Regions from separate parts of the Homo sapiens genome. Here all the other regions are linked to region 2. The links are chromatin contacts, found by Hi-C or POLR2A ChIA-PET in ENCODE. All regions are on one chromosome and are shown on one strand. Each heading gives the region's core, a stretch centred on a gene start or an enhancer-like site at or near the end of the contact. The rest is flanking DNA. Distances are from core to core; before and after follow the strand shown. Region 1 overlaps LY86-AS1 (LY86 antisense RNA 1). Region 2 overlaps FARS2 (phenylalanyl-tRNA synthetase 2, mitochondrial). Region 3 holds the start of PPP1R3G (protein phosphatase 1 regulatory subunit 3G). Region 4 has its middle 11 kb from the start of F13A1.

What was found. A loop is a pair of places that touch in the nucleus more often than their neighbours do. ChIA-PET counts read pairs that join two places held with the same protein, here RNA polymerase II (POLR2A). Pooled maps may share reads with other maps.
Region 1: a loop to region 2 is called in a pooled map, with 4 times the contacts of the local background. The contact joins two enhancer-like sites. A Hi-C loop is called at or near these places in 1 of 168 maps with a recorded cell type or tissue (IMR-90) and 4 of 50 pooled maps. POLR2A ChIA-PET finds 5 or more read pairs at or near these places in 1 of 52 experiments (AG04449).
Region 3: a map of tibial artery shows a loop between it and region 2 (4-fold over the local background). The contact joins the promoter of PPP1R3G here to the enhancer-like site in region 2. A Hi-C loop is called at or near these places in 1 of 168 maps with a recorded cell type or tissue (tibial artery) and 5 of 50 pooled maps. POLR2A ChIA-PET finds 5 or more read pairs at or near these places in 1 of 52 experiments (activated CD4-positive, alpha-beta T cell).
Region 4: a pooled map shows a loop between it and region 2 (4-fold over the local background). The contact joins two enhancer-like sites. A Hi-C loop is called at or near these places in 2 of 50 pooled maps.

Annotation. Positions count from the first base shown.
Region 1 is chr6:6,544,890-6,547,589 of GRCh38, reverse strand. All of the region lies in intron 3 of LY86-AS1 (LY86 antisense RNA 1), which reads left to right. Among named protein-coding and RNA genes, the nearest start is that of LY86, 42 kb to the left of the region's middle. RefSeq lists enhancers at 258-307, 398-447, 528-587. Within about 2 kb of position 1,414, at least 5 of the 41 ENCODE cell types and tissues checked have a DNase peak (open chromatin) inside an H3K27ac peak, as active enhancers do.
Region 2 is chr6:5,763,242-5,765,944 of GRCh38, reverse strand. All of the region lies in intron 6 of FARS2 (phenylalanyl-tRNA synthetase 2, mitochondrial), which reads right to left. Among named protein-coding and RNA genes, the nearest start is that of NRN1, 240 kb to the left of the region's middle. RefSeq lists an enhancer at 1,361-1,550. Within about 2 kb of position 1,449, at least 7 of the 41 ENCODE cell types and tissues checked have a DNase peak (open chromatin) inside an H3K27ac peak, as active enhancers do; they include tibial artery, where a contact is called at or near this core.
Region 3 is chr6:5,083,988-5,086,845 of GRCh38, reverse strand. It overlaps PPP1R3G (protein phosphatase 1 regulatory subunit 3G), which reads right to left and starts at 1,505. Exons shown (of 1, transcript NM_001145115.3): 1 at 1-1,505. The coding sequence starts at 1,360. The coding sequence ends at 284. The region is part of intron 3 of LYRM4-AS1 (LYRM4 antisense RNA 1); the gene reads right to left. It also overlaps a transcript of LYRM4 not described here. RefSeq lists silencers at 754-983, 1,014-1,063, 1,204-1,303, 1,554-1,733, 2,144-2,423 and 1 more and an enhancer at 534-1,223.
Region 4 is chr6:6,330,176-6,332,963 of GRCh38, reverse strand. No RefSeq gene overlaps it. Among named protein-coding and RNA genes, the nearest start is that of F13A1, 11 kb to the right of the region's middle. RefSeq lists an enhancer at 1,103-1,152. Within about 2 kb of position 1,468, at least 3 of the 41 ENCODE cell types and tissues checked have a DNase peak (open chromatin) inside an H3K27ac peak, as active enhancers do.

The DNA.
Region 1 (2,700 bases), core at 165-2,664, 780 kb before region 2:
TCCTCTTGGAATCAAGAGGCATGCATTCACATCCTGTCTTGGTGGGACCTGGTAAAGTCAGGTAGTCAGGCTGGGAGTCAAAGAGATTGGATTTTTTATGTCCTATGTCTCCCTAGCTTCAAATCCACCCTCTCTAGAATAGATTGCAAAAAGGGGAATTTCCATTACAGCATATAGCATTCGTCCTATGAAGAAACCCCCTCGCTCAGTGACTTACACGAAAAACTGGGGTATAAAACACCCATAACATCTGGCCTGCTGCAGAGCTGGCTTCAGGAACAATTGTGGACCATTACATCACTCTCTCCGGTCTGCAGGCATTGGCGGGTACATGCGGATCATAACCACCAGATGGCGCTGTTGGCCTAAGCTCGAGCACAGTCCACAGCCTGGAGGTCCTGGGAAAGCCTGACCTGAATCTAAAACTTCTCTAAACTCCCTAATTTGATTCAAAAGCAAAACAGTAGAATACTTCTGCACATCCCAGCGAGGTCAGAGTATAGCATCTGCGTGGCCCGTAGGCAAGTCATCGGTGGTTATTTAAAGCCCGAGTTTAAGAAAATGACTTCACAATGCAGAGAAACTGGGGAGCCGGCGCTGGTCCCTCAGTCCCCGACATGGAACGCTCCTGCACCCGCAGCGGAGTGGCTGGCAGCGCCGCATGGAGGTGGCGAGCTCCAGGTCTCACGCAGCGTCTGTCTGTGCAGTGCCCAGATGGCAGGGGCTGTAGAGGCCTCTAGAAACCTGCGGCTCGGCTGCATTTCTCCAACCTGCCATCCGCCCTCACCACCCCAGCTCCAGGCCGCCGCACTTGCTGGCTCTGGCCACCGCCAAAGCCCTAGGGACGGTGCACTCTGGCTGCGCGGTGGCCGCGGGAGCCGGTGGCAAGGGACTAGGTCCTAGGGGGAGAGACTTATTTAGTCTCGCAGGGCCGGCCTCTTTGCATACTCTAGGGGCCCCGGGAGCTCAGCGTGTGCTTCCCACGGTTGTTTTCGAGAATAATGTGGCTTTCAGCCAGGCCAAGCCCCTCGCGGCTGGGCGGTGCGTGAGTTCCCAGGTGCGCGCTTCAGGATCGGAGGCGCCCGCCGGAGCAGGGCGTGCTGGATTCCAACAGTACGTGCTAAGCACAAAGGCCTGAGCCCGAGTGCCGGGGCCTCCATCTCGGTGGACTCCAGTCTCGTGGCCCACTTCCCACGTGCGCCCGGCTCAGGCGCGCGGCTCTCCCGGCGGGCGGGTGCACGGCCTCCCCTCCGCGGCTGCGGCTGCGGTTGCGGTGGCTTCACTGCGGCTGGTTCCTGCCAGGTCATCTGCTTTGCGCCCATCTAGGCCGCGGACAGGCGGAGGCTGATTAATTTTTCATGGCGATTCACCCGGCTGTTCATCCGAAGGCAGCTTCTGGGGCGGGAGCTGTTAAGGACCCGACTGTGCCAGGGGCTGCTCTTCCTCCGGCCGCACTAATTACTGACCTGGGAGGGAGACTCGGGTTTTTCTCCCCAGTGAGCTGTTTTTTTGCCTTTTGGCGTCTTTTGATTTCCCAAGCAAAGCTGGGGGCTGGGAATTCAAGGATGAGGGCCAGGAAAGGCTGAGGGAGGAAGGGCGCCTGTTCAGTTTAATCTTATTTGTGGAAAGCCCCCCCACCCCCAGCTCAGCCTGGAGAAGGAGCTTGGGGATGGTCACATCCTTGTCCCAGGAGCTCGCGGGCTCCTGGGGAGATGGGACTCGCAGAGTGGGGGTGAAAGAGTTGATTGACAGTGTGGGAATGTATGTACCAAGGGCCAGTGTAGTGGGACCCAGTGTAGAGGAGTCGGGGCTCCAAGAACGAGCCAGTGGAGTGAGCGAGGAAAGGTAGTGAAGGAAAATGAAACGAACCGCCGGGTGCGGTGGCTCACGCCTGTAATCCCAACACTTTGGGAGGCTGAGGCGGGTGGATCATTTGAGCTCAGGAGCTGGAGACCAGCCTGGCCAAGGTGGTGAGACCTCATCTCTACTAAAAATACAAGAAGTAGCCGGGCGTGGTTTTGGAGTGGGGGAGGACACTGGGCTCCCAGGGGAACCTGGTGTGAATGTTCCAGGTGTGCTCCTTAACCACCCACACACAGGTGGGCCATATTTCTGGGACTGGTGTTTTAAAGTTTCCCCTTCCCTCCTCCATTACATAAAAATTTGAAAATTTACAGATATGTATAGAGAAATCGCTATGCAGAGGAAAACACTGGGATTTTTGTGTGTGTGTGTGGAGGGAGGGGAGTTCTATCCAGGTGTTTTCCATGTGGATAATTTTTACCTAATTGTATGTTATACATGTACGGCGTACGTAGTGTTATGTTAAACATTGTGTGTTTAGGCATTTAGAAAATATGATTTTTCATTATGAAACTAGTAGATGTTCTTCTCAATTTTTGGAAAATAAGGAAATATATGAAAACAAAAATTAAATATTACCCGGATTCTAAATACATAATAATCCTTTTGGTATGTTTCCTTAAACTATTTTTTTCCTGTGGGTGTTTAATTTAGTTGAGACCATATGCTATTTGCTAATTTCTAAACATGGTCAGTATAGAAACATCGTTAGATAGAAGGCTAAATGAGAGAGGTTTCTTCTTTTTTTTTTTTTGAGACAGTCTCACTCTGTCACCCAGGCTGGAGTGCAATGGTGCGATCTGGGCTCACTGCAACCTCTGCCCCTCCGCCTCCTGG
Region 2 (2,703 bases), core at 200-2,699:
ATCTTAGAATGTTTGAACCTCTGGGGCTTCCATTGTCACCAGTTTATTCATAGATTCCTTTAGTTATTCAACAAACAGCATGTTTCAGTCACTGAGTTGGACACAGAGAAGCACATGAAGGGGACCCAGTATCTGCCCTCAACCAGCTCACATCCGGGAGTTAGCAGCCTGCTGAGGTCCTGCAGAAACCCAGGAGCCGGCTGAGCAAAGGACTGTTCCCTAGTACGCCCATGACAGCAGGAGGGGCTGGTACTTGCTTGGCGATGAAGTCAGCCACACCGCACCCCACGTGGAACCTCATGTTCTCCCGAGATTTGCTCTTCAGTGCATAATTTCTCCCACCTCCCCGAGAACACTGACACGCGCTGTTTGTCTAGTACAGTGCGGCACTACAGGGCCCACCAGAGGGCTTCAGGTTATCCTGCCTGCTAGGAGCTTACCTCTTGAGAGGGGCAAACAGAATATAAGACAGCCCACGCTCCCTGCCATTGGCAGGTGATGAGCGATGCCATAGTACATGCTGTGCCCAGGGCCCACCTCTTCCACTCTCCCACTGCCGCCCGTCAGCTCCCCTTCTGAGAGATTCAGCCTGGCTCTTGAAACTGGAAACATGACTCAAGCTTTTCCTGAAACTTACTTTCACTTGGATCCTGGTCCCTGCTCCAGTGTGAATGCCACCTAACTTTACCATCCTGTACAAGAGTAGCTGCTTGTGTGGAAGCCGAGAGCCAGGGCCAGAGGGGCAGCCCCGTGTGGGCCAATGGGAGAGCTGGGCTGGACGGCAGAATGCAACAGCAGGGAGGGGATGGCATATTTCAATGCCGCCTCCTACCAGAGCCCCTAGACCAAAGACAAGGATGTATAGGTGCTGAGTATAGTCAGGGCTGGATCAGTGAAGCATTCTCAAAACTATAAATGTTTAAAAGGGGTCCCTCCCCAGTGATTATTTTCTTTTCCCGATCAACTTAAGTGATACAACTAACAAGTACCAAAAGCACTGCCAAGAGTGTCACTGCTCTCCAGTTCAAAGTGTGCCAAGAAGGAGATTTTCTAAAGAACTCTCAAGCCTTATTGGAAAGCTGGCACAAGGGGTCAGAGTGTTAGCGAGGGTTGGAATTCCTCTATCATACAACCACTTGGTTTACCCTGGCAACCAAACAGGCTCTGCACTCAAAATAAAACCTTTCCAGGGGATCCAGCCAAATCCCAGCTCCTGCAACATCCACAATAGTCTGCTTCTCCATCTGTGACAGAGCAGCGACTTCATGTTCTTGGATGGTGCGCTCAACACCTCCCAGAATAGATCACATATGACCAGCAGTCACTGCAGCTGCCATCTATTCATGCAGGGATTACTCAACGGGAGAGAAGATGCTGTCACGGGGCAGCTTCCATTTTCAGAGTAACAAACACTGGGTTTCCCCGGCTCACTCCTCATCTGTCTCCTGCTTGTCTGATGCAGAAGCTCAGTCTGGAGCTGCCCACGTCAGAGGCACTGTGCATGGCTGCGAGGGTCAATACGTGCAATGCTTTAGTGGGTAGGGCTGGACTCGGGCAAGAGGCACAGTAAGGCAGGAGGAGGAGGAGGAAGTGAGGACAGGTTCCATGGCCTCTCCTGAAAATATAGAAGTGAATGGGCATGGTGGAGTGGAGAACCAGACTTTGCAGCTAGAGAAACTTGGTTCTAATTCCTGCTCTGCCCTTTGCTAGCTGTGCGACTCTGGGCAGCTTACATCACCCTTCTCGCCTCAATAACTCCATCTGCAGAGTGAGGCGAACAAAACTTGCTTTCCAGGGTTTGTGAGGACTGAATGAGGGGGCGTGTAGAGTGTTAATACAGAGCCAGCCACCCAGAGTAGGCGCTCCATACCTACGCATCCGCCCCATCTTCCTCCTTTACTCCTGTGGCTTATTGGAGAGTGTAATGAGGCTGTGGGGGTGAGGGACTTGTATTTCCTGTGTTTCTTTTACCCTCCTCAGAGTTTGGACTCTGACTTTGGACTGAGGATGGGAAGAGATTCCTTCCCCTGGAGCACGGATGCATTAGTTAGCTTTGGCTGCAACAGTGAAGTGAGGAGTGGAAGTCAGATTGGGCAGGATTTAAATAAGTGGTCTGGAAACTAAGTAAATCATTTTCCCCCTTTACCTTCTCTATGTTAAAAAAAAAAAAAAAAAACCAAAAGGGAAGAGAAGATGAAATTCTGATCATGAGACTTAGGGTCTCATGACTCTATACGGTTTTCCTAATGAACTGCTCTGGGCTTAATGCAAGAAGAGGACACAGGCCTGGAGGCAGGAGGCCTGGGTGCCAGCCCAAGCTCCTGTGATGACTGTGTGAATCTGGGCGAGTCATTTAACCTCTACTGGCCTCATTTTTGCCCCCAGTGACAGGAGTGGAATAAATGTGCTCTGAGGCTCCTTCTGGCTCTAGAATCCTAGGAGTCACCTCAGAAGACAGAAGAGATCCTTTTATTTATTTATTTATTTGAGACATGGTCTTGCTCTGTCACCCAGGCTGGAGTGCAGTGGCAGTGGCACAATGATGGCTCACTGCAGCCTCGACCTTCTGGGCTCAAGCAATCCTTCCACCTCAGCCTCCTGAAAAGCTGGGACCACAGGCATGCACCACCACATCTAGTTAATTTTTTGATTTCATGTAGAGACAGGGTCTCGCTATGTTGCCCAGGCCAATCTCAAACTCCT
Region 3 (2,858 bases), core at 256-2,755, 680 kb after region 2:
ATTCTGACGCAGGCTGGGAATTCTAGAGGCCTTGTAGGAAGGTCAAACGGACGAGAAGACTGAGGTCAGAGGCTTTCGGAGCATTGCCCGGGCTCTCTAAGCTCGCTCACTTGTCTGCGGGGGTGCGAGTCGACGGTTCAAAGTCTCCCTCCTTTCCCTCCACGCGCCCCTCACGCCAGACTCGCCACGCTCAGCAAAGCGTCCCAGCAAGTTCCTTGAGGCGGCAGCCCGAGCTCCACGTGCTAATCAACCCCGCCCCACGGCTCTTCGAAACTCTCCAGGCTCAGAGCGCGTCCGCAGGGCGCGCGTAGCGCAGCGTGTAGTTGGCGCCCGCGTTGTTGTCCCAGTACTCGCCCTGCGCGCAGCGGTAGCAGACAGCGAAGTGGACCGCGACGCCGCGCTCGTCGGCGTCCTCTTCGTCCTCAGGCTGCAGGCCCGGGGGCAGGCACAGCGAGAAGTGGAAGCACTCGGCGCCTGGCTCTTTCTTGGCATCCCCGGACCCTGGCTCGGAGGCCCCAGACGGTGCCTCTGGCTGCTGTGGCTCCAGCGGCTCGGGCTGCAGCTCAGCCGGCACGTCCAGGAAGGAGCGCCACTCGGTAAAGGTGTAGCGCACGGTCACGGCCCTGGGCCCAGGGCAGCTGAGCACCCGGCCGGAGCCCTTCACCTCAGCGCCCGAGGCCGTCGAGCACTGCACGCGCTCCAGGCACACGCGCTGCCGCTGCAGACGCTCGGCCGCGGCGCTCGGCCCCGGGAGCTGGAAGAGCGGCCGGAGCCGGGAAGGCGGCGCTGAAAGGGGCGCGGCCACTGCCGCCGCGGCCAGCAGCCCCCCGAGCTGCTCCAGGTCCTCGGCACGCATAGGGAAGCTTCGGAGGCGCGAGAGCACGGCGGGCGGCACCTGCGGCTCCTCCGCCTCGCTGAAGTGCTTCACGCTGGCCAGGCTTAGCCCCAGCGTGTCCGCGAACTGCACCCGCTTCTTGCACTTGGCGCAGCAGCCGCCCGGGCCGAGCTGTGCGTCCTCCGCCCCCTCGCCGCCCAGTGCCACCGCCTGTTGCTGCTGCTGCTGCAGGAACTTGGCCGCCTGCAAGATGGGGTCGGCGGGCAAGGAAAAGGAGCGCGCGCGGCAGCGGCGGCGGCATTCCAGCAGCTCCTCCTGCTCCTGGGGGGCGGCCTCTTCCTTCGGGGACAGGGGCCTATCCCCTAGCTGAGCGTCAGGACTCGGGGTCTCCGAAGCGCCACCGCCGTCGCCGCCACCCTGCACACAGGGGACCACCGGGGCGGGCAGCTCCTCGGCCGGCGGGGCCTCTCGGAAGGGCGCTGGTCCCGGCGCCTCCAAACTTAGCCGCGCCCCTATGGGCTCCATGACGCCGTTCGCCCCTGGACTTGCTCGGGCCGAACCGGGCCCCTCTGGAGACTTAACTAACTCCTCGGGCCGTGGAAGGAGCGCAGGGCTGCAGTTCAGGCTCGCCCTCCCCGAGGCGAGTCGCCCCAGGCTCGACAAGACAACGTAGTTCCACTTTGGAGCCTCCGGCTTTTAGCTGCGGCTGCCCAGGGCGAAGTGGGAGGAGGATGCGGGCCTGGGGCCGGCTCCGGGGCCACGCCGCCTCCCGGTTGAACCTGCCCGCGACGGGGGAGGGCCGGGGGCGGGGAGGCGCGGCCGCTGGGACACCTGGAAGCCGTGTTCCCGAGTGCTCCGGTGGAATGCGGGGGGCGACTTTCTGTCGTTCGCGGGCTCCCTGCAGCCCTCACCCGCACCCCCGGCGGGGCTCGCGTCTGTTCCGCTTCTTGAGTGCCTCGAAGTGGGGGTGCAGAGCTCGCGCTCAACCTTCAGAGACCCCCACGTGCACAAAGTCTTCCTGCCCATGAACTTGGCCTGACGGCTCTGCCCCCAGAGGGTCACTGAGCGCTCTCCTCTTGGCTGCCTCACGGGCTGGGGAGTCCCCGGTGCAGCGCGCAACTGGGGAAATCTTGCCTACGCAGAGGCTGGAAGGAGGCCCATTCCGCGCCGCCGGAGAGCGGGGAGCGCATCCCTTCCCTTCTGCTCCTGCTTTCCCCAAACTTCAGGGCGCCCCGGGTTCCAATCCCACTCGGAAGCCTGACTCGGTCAGGCGCGCTCCGCTCTGCTCTTCCGAAAGCCGGGAGGCAGGAGCCGCCGCCCCCATCTGCCCAGTGGCGGCGCGGGGTGGGCTGCGGCCAGACTGGGGCGGGGACCGTGTGGGGACGCGCCGGGGAGCGGCCATGGCCCGCAGCCGAGAGCGGCCGGAGGCCATTCGCGCCAGGCCCGGGAGCACGTCCCGCCCCTCCCCCTGTCCCGCCCGACGCGCCCGCGAGTCCGCGCCCCGGGATCCCGCAGGGAGGGCGGAGAGGGGGCCCCGTGGGGCCGGCGCCCACGCGGCACGCACCACCTCCCACCGCAACCGGACGCCAGCGCCCCAAGCACCCTCCCCGCCCACCGGGAGTGGGGGCGTGGCCCGCGCCGGACTGCGCTGTCACCGCCCTGCTGCTCCGGCCTTGCCAGGGGCCAAGGCCCGAACCTGAGGCCGGGGAGGGGTGGGGAAGCGCGTCGTGGTACCTAGGGATTGGGGGAACGTCTAAAAGTGGTGTTTTTCTTGTTTTGGTTTTAAGGCCACCCTGAGGGCCATCTAAGTCAGTGATTCTACTTCAGCATGCACGGACATCACTCGGGGGCCCGTTGTCACATCACAGGGCCCCACTCCCAGAGTTTCCTTCTTTCTAACTTTTTCGAGATAGGGGTCTTGCTATGCTGCCCAGGTTGGTCTCAAATTCCCGGCCTCAAGCAGTCCTCCCGCCTCAGCCTCTAAGGTAGCTGGGATTACAGGCGCCCCCCACTGCTCCCAGCT
Region 4 (2,788 bases), core at 219-2,718, 570 kb before region 2:
TGAATGAAATTTCTCTGGCCTGAGAACAAAAGTAAAAAACATATTGAAACACAGCTCCTCCCAACACATTCAGCCATCACACACTTAGACACTTCAAAGAATAGAGATTTTTATGGCGTGTGAAGAGTGAGTTAAGTACTAGCAAATTCTCAGATTAACAATAGTGCCGAAGAAGCTGCCTACTAGATGGTAGTTTTTTTTTTTTTTTTTTAAAAAAAAAAGGAAGCTAATGACCATGGAGAGGGCTGGTTCCTAACCAGGAGCTGCATCAAAAGCCAGACACTCAGATGCATGAAGAAGTCTCAGGTACCTGGGAGGGAAGGGAGTGTAACGCAGTCAGGAAATGGAGTAGTGCCAAGTATCAAGGCAAAACTGCCTGCAACAAAGTATTTTTCTTTCTCCCCAAGTGTGGCTGTGTATGCAAAACCTGGGCTCTGTTAACAGTTGGAGCCAATTGGAGAAGTGAAGCATGTAAAATTATGTTGAGGGGGAGTCTTGCATGCGGTTTGTGCAGGGTGTGCAGCTATAATCACTACTGAAAGAAAATTAGCTGCCCTAGTCAGATCCTGGATACCTCTAATAGCTTCGGTTTAAGGAAGTAAGGCCAGATGACTGGGTTTTTTTTTTTTTCTTATTATTTTTCAGAAAACACACGAAGTTGGCAAGAGAAAGGACATCTGAAATTCATGAAAATGATCGCGGCACTGGCCTTGCATGTAGACCCCTGGCAACCAGCAACTCTGCAAACACTGTCACTTTCCCATCACTGTGTTTTCTAAGTTGTCTGTGGGGCTCTTCAGTAATGGGGGCTGCAAAGAGTTTGAGGACAGACAGTGAGTCACTTGCTGGCTTTGCTACAGCATCCAGAGACGATCTGAAACAAAGTCCAGGCTGCTGCTGCTAAGTGAGAAGAAAGATAGCCTTTGGGGTCAGCAGGCCCCTTATCATAAACTACTAAATAAGCATGTTTCATACAAACAACAGCCTTCATTTTAAACAGGCCTTACCTCCACTGCACAGACTCCATATGCTTCTTAAGAATCAAACTTAAACTGGAAGATAAAGTCTGAGGTTTGGGATTGGCAGTGTTGTGTATGCTGTCTCGCTGATGTGAAATACTGATAATAAATCCAAAGAAAAGCAAGTATATTTAGTCCAAGAATACCTTCATTTCCTTTCTAAAAACAAAACATGATTAAAATCCCACACAAAGAGGTGAGCCTGCCTGTAGACCGGAAGGCTGGTAAATACATTAACGACACCTTAAAATCTGAGTCTTACCATGCCTTGGCAATTAGACCAGACAGTATAGAATGAAGAACTAAAAGCCGCTTATGGGCCCCTGGGCCACAGATTTCATAAAAAATTAATGCTGAGTGAAATAGAAACCATCTGAACTACAGCTGGCAAACATGTGCAGGGCTTTGATCGCCAAGGCCCAGCAACAAAGAGCATTTTCGGTTATTGTTTGTTCGACTGGGACTTTCTTCTGTCATATTTCCTGCCTATGCTGAAAGGCATTTTGAGACTAGAGAAGAAGTGGTGGGAAGTGAGGGTTGAAATAAAGATGGTAGTTGGCTGTTGTATTTAGAATAAATGGGCAGTTCTAACCTGCTATGGTTAACAACCCTGGTCCAGAGAACATGAGTAAGGGTCCACAGGCAGAGCCACTGCGAGGCACTCGTGAGATAGAAGAACCAAGGGGCAAGGTGTCCAAGACGGATGTTCAATGTTGCTCTTCCCTTCACCGAGAAGCTTAGGGGCTGACCGTAAGTCTTTTGCGGGAAAGGACCTCTCTCTTGCTCCCTGCAAATCCCTTGCAGCACATAACAGAGTCCCTGACCCGTATGAGGGTCCCATAAAAACTATTCTGTTGACAGACCAGAGTGGTAGAGTCACCCCACCTACAGGGGTGGTCTCCAATAGGTACCAGCTAGCTGCCACATTCTAATGTCCCCATCCCCTGCACCAGAAGACCTGTGCCTACACTGCTCAGAGGGTGAGGAGAAATCCAATCATATCTTCCAGGAGCACCATGGGCCCAGCTCTAAGAGAGATCTTGGAATGTGTAGATTTGAAGGGAAATTTTGAGTAAGAGAAAGATAGGAGTTTGGAGAAGGTGTACTTTAGCCAAGACAATGGACTTGGTTTTAAAAATGTCTGTTTGAGTCTGAAATCCGTAATGTGCCAGGTGTGTGATTATGAGCAAGCCCCTTTGCCTCTCCAAGCCTCAGTTCCCTTGTATGAATAAAGCATTTTAGGGAGCACAAATCATTCTTTACACTTGCAGTTATTTAGTGCTCCCTTTTATGTGGCTCTCAGCCTCAGAAGCCAAAGTTTAAGTGAGTGGCTGACTGTTTAAGATAAAGGTGAAATAAAAACCAGTGGTGCATATACAATTCACTAAAAACTTTTACTTTCTTTTTTTGTCAGCAACCCTATTGCTTTCACTGACATAAGAGATTCCACTGACTTTAATTCATTAATTAACTTGTATTTTTGTACATATATTATATGCCAGATTAGGTCCACAAGGAACATATTTGTTATAGGAGGAAAACACAGAATATTTTGAAGTCTATTAAATCGTGGAAACAGACTTGTTGACGAAATTCCAAAACACTAGCTTTTAATATAGTTTCCCCTTCTTGACTGCAGGCCTTAAAGATAGATACAATTTCCTACTCATCACAAAGTCTGTCAATAATAGATAGATAAATATTACCATATTAATTATATTGCTATATATTACAGCATACTCAATATTAGTGTTGTATTATTATTATAA